Linked DNA regions of Mus musculus: region 1 is linked to region 2. A link is a loop called in an ENCODE intact Hi-C map of the cell type or tissue named here. Cell type or tissue: heart. All regions are shown on one strand. Links, peaks and the distances in the headings refer to the core of each region. The heading gives the core; the rest is flanking DNA.

Evidence for each region. A loop is a pair of places that touch in the nucleus more often than their neighbours do. Peaks named below come from ENCODE experiments on the same cell type or tissue, not always from the same donor. Only the 100,000 strongest peaks of a DNase experiment are listed, where the experiment ranks them.
Region 1: a loop joins it to region 2, with 10 times the contacts of the local background. A loop is called at or near these places in 2 of 42 quality-filtered maps.

The regions. Positions count from the first base shown.
Region 1 is chr4:133,724,742-133,734,852 of GRCm38, forward strand. All of the region lies in intron 1 of Arid1a (AT rich interactive domain 1A (SWI-like)), which reads right to left. Among named protein-coding and RNA genes, the nearest start is that of Mir7227, 13 kb to the left of the region's middle. In heart, for the core only: no CTCF peak of the experiment used is centred there; DNase peaks (open chromatin) are centred at 4,440 and 5,060; H3K4me3 peaks cover 1,994 bases; H3K27ac peaks cover 2,949 bases.
Region 2 is chr4:133,808,190-133,818,300 of GRCm38, forward strand. Gm34296 reads right to left here and starts at 6,956. Exons shown (of 4, transcript XM_030253992.1): 1 at 6,950-6,956; 2 at 4,888-5,778. The coding sequence starts at 6,956. It overlaps Gm12974 (predicted gene 12974), which reads left to right and starts at 8,290. Exons shown (of 3, transcript NR_168140.1): 1 at 8,290-8,441; 2 at 9,304-9,425. In heart, for the core only: a CTCF peak has its summit at 6,181 (motif pointing left); DNase peaks (open chromatin) are centred at 5,292, 5,602, 6,012, 8,172 and 1 weaker place; H3K4me3 peaks cover 3,776 bases; H3K27ac peaks cover 4,517 bases.

The sequences.
Region 1 (10,111 bases), core at 1,484-9,483, 83 kb before region 2:
TCCAAAGAAATGCTTAAAATCCATGTGACTTTCCAGTCCTTTGTGATATGACAGATTCAATCAGCTCATGCACTTTCTGACATAGCTCCAACCTGATGGAGCTACAGGATAGTCCCAGCATACCTTCCTCTGCCAGAGACACTTATCTGTATACAGTGAGAATATGAAAAGGGAGAATGCTTCTAGATAGCTCTGAACTACATGGAGATAGGATAGGCACAAGGCCTAAAACTTTAAGCAGGATCTTGAATTTGGAATAGGGGATAGAGAATAGGTATTAAAGGTATAAACAGCATTAACTGACGGAGTTCAGTAATCAGTAGCACACATCAAAATCACCTCAAGAGTTTGTCAAACCACACCCCACTGGCACCCATCTGTGGTTCAGTAATTTCTAAGCAGGACCCAGGCCAGGCATATTTGTAACAAGTTTCCTACTGGTGACTACATAAAAGGTCCAGGGTCCACACTTTAAGAACCACTGTGAGTTCAAGGCCAGCCTGGTCTATAGTTCCAGGACAGCCATGGCTGTTACACAGAGAAACCAAAAAAACACTGCAGGTCTGGGAAACATAGCCCAGTAGTAGAACACTTACCTACCCTAGCAAATAAGAGACCCAAGGTTCAGGTCACACTTTGTGGAGGGACAGAAAGCTAAATGATGTGAGTGTTTGGAGACATGCTCCAAGACAGGGTGCATTTACACAGTCCCCACCCAGTCATGAGCATGTCATCACACTGGAGTAAGTAAAGCTACTGTAAAGGAATCTCCGACCACAAAGGACAAGCCAGGCAGTGGACAGAGGTGGTGGTGCACACCTGTAACCCCAGCTACTTAAGAGGCTGGGTCAACTCCATCTACATTTAGCAAGTCTTGAAACAGCCATAACTATGTAGACTTTTCTTTTGTTTACCTTGAGAGAAACAAAATGAAGCAGAAACCGAGTTCTCTCAGACTATGGACACAATACTGCTGGCAATGGAGCTATGCCCAGGGGAAGTATGAGTGTGTCTTTGGATCCCACACATCACAGCTCACTTCACCCAGGCTACTGGGGCTGTTTGAGGCCCTCAAGTGAAGACAACAGGATCTTCTGAACAGAGATCAGCATGCTCAGGCTATCTGTCAGTCTGATCTAGGTCTACCCAGTTTTAGTCATTACCATGGTGATGGTGTCACTATGGAACTTCTATAGCAGTGGCTGTTTTAACAAGGACTGCACACCCGGAATTTCCATGAAGCTTCATAAATGCTCAGGCCTCCGGGTTCCAACTTTGTTGGTGTGGAAGGGCTTGAGCCCCTCCCACTTCTAGATCTATGAATGATCTCTGATGTGTATGATTAGCTGGCAATCAGTGTGATCCAGGAGAGGGATTATTCAGCCGGATATGGTTGTGCACACCTTTAATCCCAGCACTTGGGAGTCAGAGTCAGGCGGATTTCTGAGTTCGAGGTCAGCCTGGTCTACAGAGTGAGTTCCAGAACAGCCAAAGTACAAATAGGAACCCTTCTCAAGTTAACTGATTAATTTAAAAATAAAAAAGAAGGTGACTGTAATGTGTTACTATTACATGCTTAAACTATGCAAAATGTAAGGAAGAAGCCGAATTATTTGCCCTTTCCCCTTAGATTTTGCTCCATGTGGGCCAGGCTAACCTCAATTTGACAATCTCCCTGCTTTAACTTCCAAAGTGTTGGGATTAAAGATGTGTATACTTTTATGTGTCTGAGTATTTTGCCTGTGTACAATGTGCATGCCTGGTACCCAAAGAACTCAGGAAAAGTTGCTGGATCCCCTTTAACTGGAGCTATGGACAGTTGTGAGCCACTGTGGGTGCTAGGAATCAACCTCCAGTACTCTGTAAATACAAGTGCGCTTTAATAGCTGAGACATCCCTTCAGCCTCTAGACATAAATGCTGATGTTCCTGCCTAAGCTTTGAAATTAGTAAAATTACAGGCCTATGCTACTAAGCTTGGCATTTTATTTACACTAGTTAATTTATTATTTATTGACTATTTACTTTAAGTCGGGGTCTCAAGAAGCCTAGGATGGCTTCAAACAAGCTACACAACAAAATCCTTTTGAACTGCTGATGTTCCTGCCTCCATCCAGCCACCCACGTGCTGGGAATAAGGTACGTGCCACCAGATCTAGGTTCTGTAGTGGGTGGGATCAAATCCAGGGCAAAATGTATGTTAGACAAGTACTCTAACAACTAATCTGTATTCCTAGTCCACTTTTAATTAATTTAAATCCACATAATCACATATGGCTAGTGTCTATCATGCTACAATGTAATTTGAGAGCAATGTTTCCAAATAATTTATCACTTCCTGCTACATATGGCTCCAAACGTATTAAATTCTATACAACACTAACATATAGAAAGAATAAAGTGTATAGTGATTTGATAGACTTGGAATTTAAATCCTAACTCACTGCCTGGCCTGGAACACTTTAGCTCATCACCTAAAATGTACATAACGCACAGCTTCCCATAGGCAGGTGTGGTGACTCATTCCTATACTCTCAGCACTTGGGAAGCTGAAGCAGGAGGATCACCATGAGTTCCACACAAACCAAGATTACAAAAATCTGTCAGCCTGGGCTACAGAATGAGACAACAACAACAACAACAAAAAAATAAGCTTCCCACAGTGCTTGTATTTAAATGTCTTTCCAATAAATATTAAATATTCCAAGCTATGTATACAGCTTCCTGTTTCTGCTGTCCAAGGTAGTTTTACTTTGTTTTGAAATGGCATGGAGTCTCACTATGTTGCCCAAATTGAGCTTAAATTCCTGGTCCCAACACTCCAGAATAGGTGGAGTTATTGGCTGCATTCCAGGACATAAGAGTTCAGGCTTTTTTCAAAGTCCTCCTAAATGCCCCAAATACAAGGATGGACAACTGTTCAACTACAACAGTTCCTACTGACAGAAGGAACAGGCAAGCAAGGCAGCAGATATCCTCAACCCCAGTATCAAGTAGGACGACTGAATTAGAAGAGGGGAAGCTAAAATAGTCCTGAAGAACAATGGCATCGAAATAACCCAACCTGTATCAGCAAGGGTTATAATAACGTACACCCAGCCCCAAACCCAAACACATGGCCAAAACTCCAACACTTACCAAGGCAAGCAGGATAAGACAAAACTCCCCTGCACCTGGAGTCTTAAGACTACTCTGGCCTCACAGTAGGATCCTTTAAAGGACAGTCAAACAATAGCTTCTCAAAATGAAACTGACATTTTTTGGTTATCAAACTCATTCCCCTCACCAAAGGTTTATCACGATCAATGGACTATTGCAGTCTATTCACCAAACAAAAATATGTTCAGTTCCAACAAACAGACCACTCTGGTTTCATGTTAAAAGAGAATCTAACTTACTTATGAGATTTAAAAATACTGTGAAAGATATGTGGTTTGCAGTTGGGGGGGGAGGCACCACTCCCAATCTCTTAAAGTAGAGAACATCAAATCTTCATTCATCAATTGAAACAGAAAAATGTCTACCTCCTGTAAAATAGAAACGGCCAGCATCAGTAGTCAGCAGCCACAAAGGAGGAGAAACACCAAATCGTAGCTGCAAAAGAGCCAGAGATGCCACTCTGGGAAAGATGGAGAGGAAACCCTTTCAACAGGAAACCGCGGGAGCAGATTACTGTGATTACGCTTCAAAGGCAAAGGCTCTGCCTCACAGACACGTAATTGAGAGGAAAATGCTGGCCCTTCATCAGGCAAGCCAGGCCCCCTGCTATATACTCTCCTGCATTCATAAAAAAATAAAAATAAGGGTGGGGGGGTAGTCCACCACTTAGCTCCTTGCAGATCACTGGCCAAGCTATAAAGTGCCTGACAAATGAAATGAATGCGGTTCGGGGCATCAAAGGTGCCGGTGCAGGCCTATCCTTCCGAGTATATTCAGTGCAAACAGCTTGCACACTAACAACTTGCAGAGTTCCCTGCTTCCAGCAAATGGCACCTCCGGACCACCTGGCTCTGGAATCACTCACAAGTTCTTAATGTACAGGAAAAGGCCACAGTGGCCTTGTGAACTGCTGAAAGTAACAAGTTGAGCTTTAAGGTTCATCAAGGCTAGGTGTCAGATAGTCAAAAGTAACCACTTTTGGGACACTCAAAATATTAAACATAGTTGCAAATTCTCTATCTGACCATAAGCCACTGAAAGAGGAGACAAAACCAGGCACGCACTAAAACTTCTGAGTACCAAGAGATATTACTCCCCACACCATGTGGTAGTGGCACCAGGAAAAACAATCTCTGATCCTGAAATAAGTCTGCGAGAGAATGGACAGTCAGAAGCCAAAGATACAGAGAAGAGGTGACCAGAAGCGGAGGTAAGGGCCAACTTTTATGCCTAGCTGTGCCAAAGACTCGAAAGAACAAAATGAAAGGTTGGGCCAGGGACTGCCAAGAGCCTCCATCTTTGGAAAGGAGAAGTCCTGACCAGCACACACTTGTGTTTTCCGCTCTAGATGCCAACTAGTCGGTGCCAGGATAAACCTAGAGCCATACCCTTGGATTTTGGGCCTCCAAATATTATTTTGTACTTCTCGTGCTTTCAATTTATTCCTGGCCAGATTTGTTTATGAGTTTTAATAATAACAATAAAAATGCATCCCTGGCTCTTTAACCGAAAGAAGCCCCTAATTGATTCCCACAGTAATTAACCTGCATTTTACCTCAGAGAGCGGTAGTTAAGGAAGTCGGCACTGCTATTTATAACTCATCTCAAATTGAGGGCAGACTGCCTAAAATCTAACACATCCCAGCTGTACTCCTGTTTGAACTGGGGCCAAGGGAATTTTTTAAAGCAATCTTGGCACGGAATGAATGACACCAACAGTATGAGAGCGTGAGTGGTTGTGTTGTGGTGACGTAGCATTGGAGGTGGAGGGGGGGGCAGTGTACTGTGATCCCTCTCGTGCGTGCCTGCAGCTTGAGTCCCAGTACAGTAAGCTGGGAACCGCCCACTGAGAGCCAAACACAGGAAAAGGCTTTTCCTGTGGACCGCCTTGAAGTGAGAAACACATGGCTAATCTGCATAAACTCGAAGCCACACCGACCCTGCCAGGAAGGTTAGTGCTCGTAATCTCTGGCCATGAAGCTGGCTGCCTGGGAAGACTTGGACTGGCGCCTGATAACCCAGAAAGAGCCGAGAGAACAGATGGGTAAGGACCCCAGCAGAATACAGCCTCGGGTCACGTGACTCGCCACATGGCCCCGCCAGCACAAACTATTGTCTGGCTGCAGAGCTTCTATACAAAGGCACCAGGCCTCCACTTCCTGTGATTCTAGGGACTGGCAGCAGCTGTTGATCAGTTCCCGGAGGGGACCCTCCTCTGTTAAGGGCACTCCAGGCAGAGATAAGTACAAAAGTTAAGGCCTCTCCCAACCAACAGGCTTTTTACTTTCCCTGCCAGCTCCACAGAAATCACTTAGATCTTAGGACTAAAGGGACTTCTGCAAGAGCAGCCTTGCTCCCTAGTACATAAATTGAGCAGCATAAATCATTCCACTGTCCCTTTTCTCTATAGCTACAGGCCATCTCTGCCTACCTCCACTTCCTCCCATTCACCATGGGGCTGAGGACTGGTATGATCTGAACCAATCCAAGAGGAAGTACTATGAAATCAGCTGACATCAGCTCTGTCCTGAGACCCTGAATAAGGGACTATAGGATGGGGTGTTGTTTTGTTCATTTGATAGTGTTTTGCTATCTTGTCCAGGCTGGTTTCTAACTCTTTGGCTCAAATGATCATCAGTAGTGCTGAGACTACAGGCAGTTATACCATACCAGCCCTGTGTTGTACTTTTAAACAGGGGAAACATGACTACATGCCAGGACAATAACCTACCCCCCCTACCCTACCCTCCTATTGAGCCTCATCAAAGCCATCTCATCCATGGAGAAATGGAAGTACGCTAACATTTTATCCAGAGTCAAACCCACACGTCCTGGGAGCCGCGTTATATATAATCTGGAGACCACGTGCCAATTTACTTCTTTACAGAAGATAAAAACACTTCATTCAAATTCTGGTCATCTGCCTATGTGGCTGCTAATTTGCAACCACCATCCCCCAAAGTACGTTTTGTTGTATTAAATTCTTTCAAATTTCCCTACGTTTAAAAGGAGAATAAGAGCACACTTCCAATTTATCAGATAAAGGCAGCCACCAGAACTGAGATCCTTCCAGTCCTTCCAAATCCACACTACCTCATAATGATACTGAACAAGCTGGGCATGCCCCATGCATAGCTATAGTCCCAGCACTCAGGACACAGAAAATTCAAAGGATGGCCTGGATTAGGCACCCAGACACCCTCCCAGAGCTAGATTCTAACTCAACATCAGAAAGAGTTAACTATGGAGTCCTATCCAGACCAAAGGGCCATAGAAAGCTTGTTAGTGTTGAGAAAAGAAGACTAAAGAAAAAGTCACTAAACCACCTAATGAAACTTACAGATGAGAGCCAATTTTAATAACCCCTCACGGCTACCCACCCAAACAATCATGCCAGAAAAGCCACAACCAGGCGCCTGTTATTTCTTCACTTCTTCACTGGCACCAGAAAGAGTGCTTCATATAAAGCAGCTAGGAAAACTAATGAATTTCCCAACAAATGAGAAAACTGTCTGTCTGTCCAGGGCACTTTCAGCAGCCACCCTTTACAGAGGAAGACTGCCTTGTGACAGACTTTCCAGTTTCCGTACTTCCAACTATAGTCTCTAAGGCAAACAAGCAACTTTTTCATAAAAATATTCCTCTTGCTGTGTGCTGTAGTCAATGTATTTAACCCTAGCAGAGGCAGGCTGATCTTTCATCGTTCAAGGCCAGTCTGATCTACAAAGTAAATTCTAGGACAGCCAGAGCTACAAAATAGAGAAAACCTATCTCAACAACAGCAGCAACAACTGCCCACAGATCTAAAAAAGGAACACAGGGCCATAAAAACAGGGTAAGGCCCCAAGAGAACAAGTAAAAACTGAAAGGTTATCTATCTGATAGATCTGGTTTACAATTCTCCAGGATAAGACAGCCACAGCAGTCCGGGGAGAGCACGCTGAGGCAGAAGCTGCAATCCCAGTTTCTTACAGCAGCTCCATGGGAAGGCACAGACAGAAGACTGAATCACGGGGGAGGCCATAGGGGATTTGGGGGATAGCATTTGAAATGTAAATGAAGAAAATATCTAATAAAAAAATTACAAAGAAAAAAAAGTGAATCAACTTTAACTCACTCAGGTTCTGGGTCCCAATCCTACCATCCGGGGTCTGAGTCGGTGGTGAGGAGACAGGGTCAGGCGTCCACGTACTGTGTGCACCCTTAACTTCATAAACTCTAGGAAGCTAGAACTGTATGCAAGATCTCATATTTTAAGGAGAAGGTCTTCAGATTGCAAAATACCGGACTGAGAGACTAAAAAGGCCCCAGAGGCCAGTGAAGGTCGGGCACACCTTTAAACCCAGCCCTTGGGAGGCAAAGGTGGATGATCTTGCTGAGTCTGAGGACAGCCAGGATTCTGTTACAAAGAAACAGAAAACATGTACGGCCTTGCTGAGCAAAAGGACTGAGAGCTTTGCCCATGGTATTTCTAACTCTATATCCCTCAGTTTCTTCATCAAAATAGAAAGGTAACTGAGCACAGAGGGAGAAACAGGCAGATCAATTGGAGATTTCCACTGAATCAGAGGCCAGCCAGGTCTACATAGTCAAAGTCTATCTCAAAACATACATCCACATGGGGGAAGGGGGAGAGAAAGAATAGCCAGGTATGTTGTATTTCATTCACAATAATCATTCCACTACTCAAAAGACCAAAGGAGAATTGCAGTTTGATGACAGCTTTGAGAAACAAGGTGAGAAACTATCTAAAAAGAATGGAAGGAAGATAGATAGAAAGACAAGACAGACACACAGACACACGGAAAGGATTAAGGAGCTTGCCCAGTGGTTAGAGTACTTGCTGCACAAGCAGAAAGACTAAGTTCAGACCCCCAGCTCCTGTGTAGATGCCAAGCACAGAATGGGTGTCTATAACCTCGATGCTGGGGTAGCAGAAATAGCAAGCTCCAGGTCCAGGGAAGAATACTATCTCAAAACCTAGGACGGAGAGCAGGAACGCACGCATGCGCAGCGTGAGCTAAGACTCGTGGCTCTCGGTGTTTGTCTAGTATGAAGACCTGGACTTGATTCCCAGTACAGGGAAAACAAGCAAGAAACAAACAAAAACAAAACAAAGCAAAAAACTCATGTATTTCTTAGCTATATGAGCCAGCCTGAAATAACTGAGATAGAGAATAAAATAATCATATAACAGTCCCTCCCTATCTAAAACTGCACATAATATACATGTTCACTCAACTCACTCTCACACACACTTTTCAATACATACATGGCTGAAGAAATTTAATTTATATATAACATGTACCAAGAGGTTAACAGTAATAAATCATTTGCAACAACAAATTATAAGTGCACAAGCAGAAAGACTAAGTTCAGACCCCCAGCTCCTTTGTCTCCCAAAGACATGGAGTTTTCCATAGACTTTTCAGATAGGAGTAGAGTGTTGGTACCTAAAACCTCAGAAAGCAGAACCATAGATAAGAAGGAAGACTACCACAGCGCTGCAGTAGCATCCCAGGGGTCAGAGCAAGAGAACCAGTGAAAAGTGGGCCTCAATCCAACTAGACATGCTCCAGTCTTGAAGATTATTCCTTGATGCTGGAACACTCATTTCTTCTAGACAGGGACCTTTTATGTGAACTCTCCAAGGCTAAACAAAAACACTGGGTTGGTTCACTTTCTAAGAAGGTGCAAAGTGACAGGGAACAGAGGAACAGATGGGAGACAGGTGACCATGCCTGAAATCCCACGACTCAGGTGAAAACAGGGAGAGGCTCTGAAGTTCCAGTCGTCCTCAGCAACAGAGCTGAGGCCAGAGTGGCGCACACAAGACCCCCATCTCAACATACACAAACAAATGCAGCTCCTGAGCAGACAAGCTTCAGTGTGGCCTTTTCTGTGAACCATTTAAAACACAGACCCTGAACCTTTGTACAAACAGTCTCTTCATTTTTTAGTTCCGTCATACCGTTATCACACAAAGCCGTAGATGCTTACACCTGCTTAACGCGTGCCTCGACAGCCTAGACAGTTAAGTGCAGGAGGAAGCTATGGGTTGGGTGATTTAATGCTGGGCCTGTCATCTAACATCCTTAGCCATCTTCCTGTTTGAGTCCCAAATTTCCAGCAGCAAACAAAGCATTAAAAACCAGAGCAATTAACATTTACCCCAAAGAACAGAAGTTTCACATGATCAACGAGAGGCTAACTAGTGATCAAATTAAGGTTGTAATTAAGAAAACAAAAACAAAGGATAGGGTGTAGCACTTCGGCAAGTGCTAGCGAGCGTCCATTCATACAACAGGGATTAATCCTTTTGTTTAGCTGTGTGGATAGTCCATCCCTTGTGATTCTAGCTACCCAGAAGACTGAGGCAGGAGACTGGAAAGTCAAGGCTAGCCTGGGCAACAACACAGCCTGACACTACCTCAAACAACAAACTTTGGACAGACACTATTGGCTATAGGATAAGTAAGATACTCGCCACCAAACCTGGTGACTGGTGACATGAGTTCCACACTCAGGAGCCAAATGATGGGAAGGAACCAATTTCTGTTGTCCTCTGATCTCCACGCATGCCATACACTCTGTCCCCCACAACTAAGTAAAAATTTTAAATTTTCATGTTTAACAAAGATATCTGACAGCTCAAATGTTAAGTACACAAGATGAAATAATCCTTAAGAGTGCCGTATGTATAATAGCCACAACCTCTGACCCTCAAAAGCAAGAAGGCAAAATACAGCTTTGAAATAACTTTTAAAAACACCAACACACAAATCAGATGCTGTGTCCAAAGCACCTATTTTCAGTCTGTTTTCCCCGAGGAATTTGCCCAATAGCTCCTTCCAAGGAAGGATTCTGACAACACAGACAGTACCTTCCACATGACCCACTCCAGGTATCTAGGTATCTGCAATTAAAAGTATGAAAAGCTTCTTTTTTGGGGG
Region 2 (10,111 bases), core at 1,406-9,405:
GCAAGCCAAACTCCAACACACATAATAAAAATAAATCATTTAAAAAAAAAAAAAGAACAATGGCCTGGTCTACAGAGTGAATTCCAGGACAGCCAGATCTATACAGAGAAACCCTGTCTCGAAAAACAAAACAAAACAAACAAACAAACAAACAAACAAAAATGGAGTAATAAGCCAATGAGCTGGCCCATGGGGTCAGGGTGCTTGCTGACAAGCCCGAGTTCAATTCCCAGGACCCTAAATGCAGAGAAGAGCTTCTTGTAAGCTGTCATCTGCCCTTACAAGTATTTTGTGGGTTTTTTTCTGTGTGTGTGTGTGTGTGTGATAATAAAATAAAGGGAAAACTTTAATGATAAAATAAAGAACAGAGTCAGAGACAATGGCCAGAATGTCTGTTAGAAAGCTTAGTAGTAGAAAGCCTTCCCTTCTCTCTGCATGTAGTAAGCTAGGCCTTTAAAATGGCTAGAGAGGGCTGGTGAGATGGCTCAGAGGGTAAGAGCACTGACTGCTCTTCCGAAGGTCCTGAGTTCAAATCCCAGCAACCACATGGTGGCTCAAAACCATCCGTAACGAAATCTGACTCCCTCTTCTGGAGTGTCTGAGGATAGCTACAGTGTACATACATATAATAAATGAACAAACAAACAGATAAATCTTTAAAAAAAAAATAAAAAAATAAAAAATAAAATGGCTAGAGAGATGGAAATGTTAAGAACCCTAATTTAGCCAGGTGTGCTGGTGTGCACTCCTTCATGCCAAACACTCAGAAGCAGGAGCAGGCGGATTTCTAAGTTCCAAGCCAGCTTAGACTATATAGCATTCCAGGATGTCCAGAACTACAGAATGAGGCCCTGTCTCAAGACAAAACAACAACACAAAACAAAAAAACAAAAACAAAAACAAAAACCAAAAAATAAACAGACAACAACAACAACAACAAAACCACCACCACCACAAAAGATAGGAGATGGACATGGAGGAAGATCACAATATCAACTTCTGGTCTCTAAATACACATACACACACACACACACACACACACACACACACATCGAAAATGCACATATATGTGCACACATACTAACATGTAATATGCACACCTAAAAAAAAGTGAATTAGAACATAGCTTAGGTTACCTGAGACCTTGGTCTTAAAAACAAAAAGGCCCAGCTTATCTGGGTGTGAGAGTGCACACCTGTGGTCATAAGACTTGGTAGGGCAAGCTGGGAGCTTTGCCACAAATCCAAGACCAGTCAGGGATATGGTGGATTCTAGTTCTTCTGAACAACAGAGAGACAGAGAGAGAGAGAGAGAGAGACAGAGAGAGAGACAGAGAGACAGAGAGAGACAGAGAGAGGAGTTCAGATTTCAGTAGCTGAGTGTCAGTGTGTATACCTATTTCACACCATTTAGACATCTTAGGTAGAAGGATGTTAAGTTTGAGACCAGAAGCTTGGGTTACACGTAAGATTTTGTCTGGGGAGGGGGGATGCACGAGGAGAGGGTCAGACAGCACACTATGTACCTGGGAATACAGCAGTAGGAAAGAGCACTTGTCTAGTTAGTACACATGGGCCTTGAGTTCAATACCCAGAAGCTAAATAAATTAGTGAGTAAATACATCCAGCCTGGACACAAACCTACAATAGTGATCTGATGCAAGGACCTGGATACCAGCCTGAGAAGCTGACAGCTTGTCATGTGTGTGGGGGGAGCTATGTGCATTTTCATGTATGTATGGGCGCATGTGTGTCCACTCCTGTGGAAGGCAGAGGCCAATCTCAGATGCAGTTCCCCAGAAGTCATCCATCTTGTTTTCCAGACAGTCTCTCAGTCTGACCTAGGCTCACTGTGACCTGAGATTTATGCTACCTCCTAGTATGGGATTACAAGTGTTTGCTCAATTCAGATTTGGGGATTCCCATCAGCTCCTCATGCTTGGGTGGTAAGCTATGTCAACGGATCCCTAGTTCTCTCTCTTATTTATTTATTTTTGAGACAGGGTTTCTCTGTATAGTCCTGGCTGTCCTGGAACTCACTTTATAAACCTGGGTGGCCTTGAACTCAGAAATCTGCCTGCCTCTGCCTCCCAAGTGCTGGGATTAAAGGCATGAGCAATCACCGCCTGCTCTCTAATTTATTTTATGTGTGTGTGTCTACGTATGTAGTGTGAGTGCGTACGTGTACTGCAACACACATGTGACGGTCAGAGGACAACTTGCAGGACTTGGGTGTCTCCTTTTACCTGTGGATTCCCAGGATCCCACTCTGCTTTTCCGATCTGGCAGAAAGGAGCCATCTCATGGCCTCTCCCTTGCATCCCCTTCCTTTTCGGAGCTTCACTCTGTAGCCCAGGCTGGCCTGAAGCTTGCTGTGTAGCACAAGCTAAGCTTGACTCCTGACAATATTCCTGCTTCAGTCTCTACAGCAGTGAAGCTGCAGACAGGAGCCTCTTTAGTCTTATAATGTGATTCCCCTCTGGAGTCACAGAGTGCCCGTTATCCTGGTTCAGTGTGCTGCGTAAACCACAGCAAAATGACTCTAATGTCCCCGAGACACTGTTGTAGGTTGAGTAGCAATGCAATAACATACAAGAGCTCTGGAAATTATCCCTAGATTCAATCACAAGTAATATATTTTCCATATGTAATTTTTTTCATTTTACTTAAGAACGACAATGTTCGTGACATTCTTCCAATTTAACTTCTGAATTTAAATGTTAGAAATGAAATAGGTTTGAGCTGAAAACCTAGTTACATTATCTTCAGCACAGACCCTGAGAGCATGGGCTTGCAGACTAGGATCCAACAGCAGACTCTGAAGGCCAAGCAGAAGTCCGATAGAATCTTTAGAGCCCTGTAAAAATCGCCAGATCCCAGGCACTGTGTTGAGCATCTGTAATGTCAGCAGTCAGGAAGCTGAGGCAGGGGAATACTGTAAGTTCAGGGTAAGCCTTGGCTATATAGCTACTTAGTAGGGCCTAGATTAGTCCCAGTTAGAGTAAGACCGTTTCTCTAGAAAAAAAGGACATACAGCTTTCTAAATTGGCCAAAAAGTAGTTTGACTTTCTTAGCTGGGGATGGAAGTCTTCATCCATAATTGCAGCACCCAGAGGCTGCAGGAGGGGCACTGTCATGAATTTGACTTAGTTTTTGTAATTCCAACAGAGAGGCGGAGACAGGAAGATTGTAGGGGCTTGCCTGAACAGCCAATCTAACTAGATTGGCAAACTTTCGGTTCAGTGGGAGACCCGGTCTCAGGAAAACATGGCGGTTCACGCCTTTAATCTCAACCCTAGGGAGGCAGAGGCAGGTGGATGTTTTTGAGTTCCAGGGCAGCCAGGGCCCACAGAGAAACCCTGTCTTGGGGGAGGAAAAAATAAAGCAAATCAATACTGAACCAAAACATATTTACAATGTTTGCAATGAAACCCTCAAAACAGTTAATCTGAAATGATGAGTCCCTAAAAATGAAAAATACAACATAAGTCTTTTGTTCCCTTAAATTTCTGGTTATGGGGCAGACAGATGGCTCAGCACAGAAAGATCCGATAACCAGAGTTAAATTCCCAAGAACCCACATTGTAGATAGAAAGATTCCTACAGGTTGTCCTCTGACCTTCACACAACCTATGCAAACACACACACACACACACACACACACACACACACACACACACGGCGGGGGGGGGGTAGGAATAAGTAAATTCCTGATATAGCTTTTAAGTTTATGTCCCACAGTAAGTTTAGAGAGCTACTGTTTTCAGGATTCTCTTGGCTTTCATCAATTCTCTTGAAAATCTCTTATGGACATGAGCTAACTGTAATTAGAGCCTAAAGTCCAAGGAAGAACTGACACTAGGGATATGGGAGAGTCCCAGAACAGAAGACCAACAGTACTAACAGAAAAGTTATCTCAAGATAAAATAGAGCCAGATGTGGTGGCTGAGGCAGTAGGATCATGAGTTCCAGGTCAGCTTGAGCCACATCTGGAGTCTTTACCTCTCTCAAATGGTGTGATTTATGTTGTTGGGGGAGCACATTCTTTAAAAGTGTTTCCGGGGCTGGCGAGATGGCTCAGCGGGTAAGAACACTGACTGCTCTTCCAAAGGTCCTGAGTTCAAATCCCAGCAACCACATGGTGACTCACAACCACCCGAAATGAAATCTGACACTCTCTTCTGGTTTGTCTGAAGACAGCTACAGTGTACTTATGTATAATGATAAATAAATCTTTGAAAAAAAAAAAAAAGTGTTTCCAAAAACTCAAAAGAACCAGGCAGTGGTGGCACACGCCTTTAATCTCAGCACTCGGGAGGCAGAGGCAGGTGGATTTCAGAGTTCAAGGCCAGCCTGGTGAGTTCCATGACAGCCAGGACTATACAGAGAAACCCTGTCTCGCAAAAGAAAAAAACAAAACTCAAAAGAATGGTCTCTAGTCTCGAGTGGAAAGAATAACAAAATTATAAAATTTAAGAGAAAATATTACAGTTATTTTTTGTTTGTTTGTTTTGCTTTGAGACAGGGTTTCTCTGTGTTGCCCTGGCTTCCCTGTAACTCACTCTGTAGACCAGGCTGGTCTCGAACTCAGAAATCTGCCTGCCTCTTTTTCGAAACCCTGTCTCGAAAAACCAAAAAAAAAAAAAAAAAAAAAAAAAGAATTCGAGGCCAGTATGGGCTAAGCTTCCACAAAAAGCAAATAAAAAAATCTTTGCCAATTAATTTGCCTCTCCTCTATTACACGTCTTTCTGCCATGACTTGGGGTCACCTGCTTCACTGGTATATGTCAACTGGGTGGGCTGCTACAGACCAGAGGGACAACAGGGTCCCAGGGGAGTTAAGGACTGCAGCTGGAAGTAGCTTAAATTGTGGAAAGTCGAGGTTTACCCTTCCAGGATGGCAGTTCCCGTGCTTCATTTTGGAAAAAACAAAACTCCCAGGGGTCGACCTTGAGTTCCCCATCTGTAAAATGGAGCAGGCTAAGTAGAGGGAGCCGGGGTACAGGGTGGTGCCGCGCCCGCAACGGAAAGCAGCAGCGGCAGCGCAGCCGGGCAGTTTGCAGGAAGTGCTCTAGGGTTGGGAGGGAGAGAGAGAGGGCGGAGGCGGGAATGCTAAAGCCGAGCCCTTGGCAGCGGAGTTTGTACCGGAGCTCGGCGGAGGCGGGGCGAAACTGGGGTGAAGGGGTTATAGTCAGTGGACGGGCAGGACCGGCCACCTCCCCGGAGGAGAGCGCGCGGGCTGCGGGGGAGACGCGGAGGTGGCGGCCGAGGGACGTGGGGGGAGGGGAGGAGCGAAGTCGCTCGGGCAAGGGGGCGGGACGCGCGCTCCCACCGCACGCATGCGCGTCGCGCTCCTCCCACCCGCCCGCCGGCTCGGGAGGTTCGCCGCCACCGCGCGCCCGGCCCCGACGGTGCGCACGCTGGCAGAGGAGGGGCTGGCCTGCCCTCCCCGCGCCACCCGGCCCCGCGAGGCCTGCGGGGGTCCCCCGAGGGGACCGGCGGACACCTGTTTCTTCCGTGGGGGGGTGTCGGGAGCCCGGGACGGAGACTCCTGCCGTGCCCGTCCCCTCCCCCACGAAGAGCGGGGTGGGAGGGCTCGGGCGTGCTACCGAAGAGTCCGCTCCGGGTTTTCCCGCCCACTTTAACTCTGTGAGCGCTTCGAGCGCGCGGCGCTTCACTCCACCGGGCGCGCCCGAGCCCGCGGCCGGAACTCGTTGTACCACCCCCTCACATTCCCCCTCCCCGGGGGACGGAAAGTGGCCTCGGCGACCTCCGGGCCCTCAGGTCCCCGCGGCCGGGCCTCCATCCTTGTCTCTCCACGGTTCCGACCCGGGCCGGCCCTGGCGTCTGGAGCGCGGCCTCCCAAGGAGGCCGCGCGGAGGAACTACTTAACGTGTCCGTGCGCCCGGTGGTGCGGCCGCGCTCGGAGCTCTTCCTGGAAACTCCCGCCTCGGGGCGCCAGGAGCAGCGGCCGGGGGGGAGGGGTGCGCGTCGCGCAGGCCCCCTCCTCCCCGGGGGGAGGGCTCGGCGTCCCCGCCCTCCTCCCTGCCGAGGGGAGGGAGCTGGGGGGAGGGGAGGGGAGGGCGCGGAAGCCGAGGTGGGGGGCGCTTCCCGCCCCACCCCGCCTCCAGAACAACGGGTTCCCGCTGCTGCCCCCTGCCGCTCGCCGCGCCCTCGACGGAGGCGTCGCGGCCGCCGCTTCCGTGGGAACCGGACCCGGGGCGCGCTAGCACCGGCCGGTTTCCCGTCAGGGGAACTCGCAGCCACTTTTCGAGAAGCCGGTTGGAGCAACTTGGGCCCAGGCAGCCAGAGTTGGCCACATGTCACTTAAGCCTGGCGACCTCTCTCGGACTTTTTAAAAAAAACAACGGGGAGTGGGGCTTGGGCGAAGCGTGGCGCGGCTCGCACTCCGGAAACCAAAGTACTGGTTGGGGGGGTGTTGGGTTTTTTTTTTTTTTAAAGGGCCACCAACCGCTTGAACTCGGCTTTAGCAGTGGAAACCCGTTTCTCCCCCGGTGTGCACACAAAGGTCGGAGTCAGGAAAGTTTGCTCGCGGCCCTCATGACTGCGCTTCCTTGACTTTGTGCTTTTAAAAAACCTCGTGGCCTTCTCTGAAGAGGCACGCTGCTCTCTGAATCCGAGAGGAAGGAAAAAAAATAGTAATAATTCGAAAGACCCCGGAAAAGTTCAGTGAGCCAGCCACGTTTCGACATTTCCCAGATTTTGCAATATTGAACTGGGTTCCTGCCAACTTACTGCCAAATTATAAATTTCTCAAGATGAAGGGTGTTCAACCAAATTGCTGCCAGGCCCCGTAAGCAGGCACGAACAACACCGGCTTAATTACACCTTATTCTTTCTCTCGCAGCCTTATTTAATGCGCTGCTGGATGAAGTCCTCAACCCGGGTGTCAGTAACTGGCCTTTTTCTGGGACTGAACAATCACACACTTTCCATGCCTCAGTAGTTTCAAGAATTGTATAACCCATCGCCCTCTCTTTCCGTTTTCTAGTCGATATTGTCCGAAAATGCAACCCAGTCAGGTAAATTCTTTTCTCTCCCGGGGACTGAAAAGACGTAAACAAACATCACACTTGCAAGAAAGTGTCCTTTTAGGAAAAAAGGTTTAGGCCAAGAAACCGAGTTTGTTGTTTAACGCGAACCCCTGAAGCGGATTAAGCATAGTGAAGCTGAATGCGGTTAAACCAGCTTAATAAGTCTCTTTGTTCGGGCCCTTCCCATTTACTTAGTGTGTTTTAAGGTGATTTGACACAACCTAAACTAATTTCTTATATGTTAGTGTAGTCTACCCGTGAACCATGCAATGTCACAAAGTATAGAAGTCTGTGGGACCCTTGGCATTTTCTAGAATTCCATACTAAACAGCTCTGTGACCAAAAAATAAAAAGGGACGTTTTGAAGGGACAGGAGAGCTCGTGCTTTCTTTCTTTTCTTCTTCTTTTTTTTTAAATCTGGAGACTTTAACCTTTTAGCCCACTTTTGTGAAGTCCAGCTAGAAGCCACCTTTGCCTCTTTCGGGCTGAGACAGGTTTGTTTGTTGTCTCTGCTTTGTTGGTTTCCAGTAGGCAGGAAAGGAAGCTCTTAAGTCGGGGGCTCCGCTCTGGTTTTCTGGCCTTTACTCTTCCTCTTAAATAACAATTGCCCCCTGTTCCTTGTTAGCCCCAGATCGAGGGCATTCATTCACAAATGACTCGTGAGTCTCCCTCTGAATGTCCGCTTCCTTATAAAGCCACCTCCACACCAAGGCTTGCAGAGACCTGAGCAGGAAAGCCTGGCAGAAATAATCTCATTTCTGTTGTACTTTTAAATCCTTTTACACCTCGGGGGAATAATAATAATAATGCCTGTTTTAACTATGTGAGAGCTAGACCCTGTTCTAAATGCTCTGAGTGACTTAACTGCTCACAGCAGGTCCAAGAGTTGGCCACAGTGGCTGTGCTCATTCTAGAATGCGAGCAGTTACCAGGAACACCCAGGCGGAGAACAATAGTTCTAGGATTTGAATACAGGCTGTTTCCAGCTGCTTCTTGTCGCCCAGGCTGATCCTCACTTAACTGTCGGCGGAATGAACAGTGTCTGTTCACTACTTTTTTTCATGGAGAGTGTTGTCTGTATGAGCAGCAGCTCCTAGGCTAGGCTAGGTCTTTGCTTGGAACTTCAAGGAAGTGAAATTTGAGATGTGCTTAGAGGAAGCGTTCCCAAATCAGATTAGTGTCTTGGAAACCAGCGTCCGACTGTCAGCGTCTGCATTCTAAGTGCTAACCAGGTTAGACACATTTGGGCAGTGGCACAGTGATGTGTTGGAACATGCCTACTACTTGATAAAAAGAGGGAGGCTGCCTGGAAAACAGCCTGGATACACTCATGGTGGACCAGGGAGGCGTCAGGAAGTGAAAGTGGAAAGAGAGGAGGTGATGGAAGGTGAGAGGAAAATAAATGTAGCATGTGTGCACTTCGGATCGGCAATACAGTGCAAAGAATGAAGATCAAGGTCGTGCAATAGAGAAGCATATGGGCATGTTACGACAGAGCCACAGAAGGAACATAAACACGCACAAGGCAAGGAAGGTGCTGAGGAGTCAGGACGGTTGTCTCTCCACACAGGGCTCTGGAACAAGAATCATCTTAGGTTGGATTAATGGAAACACAGCTTCTGGAACAGGGAAAAAGCTGCACTCTGCATGGTTAGACCATTCCTAAGTAATGAGGTTTCCTTTAAGGAATATCATAATGACAACAGTTAGCCAAATTAAGGCGAAAGCTTCAACCCCTGGCTTATCCGGAAAGGTGGACTTCTGAGTGATGGAAAAAGAATTGGACTTGTTAAGTGTGGTGTGGTCTCACATGCCTGGAATCCGAGTGCTATTGAGGCAGAGGCTAGAAGATCTCTACAAGTTTGAGGCCAGCCTGGTCTACATAGAAAATTCCAGGCTAAAACCCTGTCTCAATTTTTTTTAAAAAGTTTTGATTTTTTTTTTTTTTGGCTTTTTCTTTTGCTTTGTTTTACAAAGGAAGTAGACTTGTCCTGGGTGGGCTGTAGCAAGACCTTAGAACAGATGGGTAGGAACTTTAGGCATATATTTTAGCTTAGAATATACATAGGTCTTGTAAATATAAACTAGGTCACCTGCGTGACCCTGTGCCATTATTTAGAATACAGTACCTTAGAATAAAGTAGCTTTACTGTCTAAGCAGTTTGTTGGAAAACACAGCAATTAGCACTGTCTAAAAGACTGCAGATAATAGATTCTTGAAATTCAAGGGTTCCCTTTGTCCTCCACAGTTCTCTTGGGATGCTGGAGATGAGGCCAAGACTTCGCACAAGCACAGCGAGCACTCTACCACAGACCCATAGCCCCACCTTTTGGCACTTCTGAAGAGACTCTGGTGGAACCAAGTCAGGCAGTGAGTGGCACAGAATTTAATCCCAAGCACTCAGGAGGCAGAGGCAGGTAGATCTCTGTGAGTTCCAGGCTAGCCTGGTCTATAAAGTGAATACCAGGAAGAGCACCCGACTGCTCTTCCGAAGGTCCGGAGTTCAAATCCCAGCAACCACATGGTGGCTCACAACCATCCGTAACGAGATCTGACTCCCTCTTCTGGTGTGTCTGAAGACAGCTACAGTGTACGTACTTATAATAAATAAATAAATCTTTAAAAAAAAAAAAGTGAATACCAGGACAGATAAGGCTGTTACACGGAGAAACCCTGTCTGGAAAAACAAAAACAACCCCAATCCCCCCCAAAGAAAAAGTCTCATGCTATAGAATTCAGGTTGTCCTTGAACTTACTTGCCTGTTTCCTTCCCCAGTGCTGGTTACTGTAATGGATGCTACTACCATAACCACCTCTACTACCTACGTCTCACCATGTCTGAATTTACCGGAGTGATTATCTGATCTTGTGCTTATAGATTTACTTATTAAATTTTGAGGGCAGGCCTTGCTGTGTACTCCCTGCTGGCTTCAATCACCATGAGAGATAGCCTAGGCAAGCATCCTACCAAATTACATTTGTCTTCAGTCCCCTAAGTTATTTTGCTTTTGGGGGAAAAAAAAAATCAAACAAAAGTAGGCAGGCCTGACTGAGCT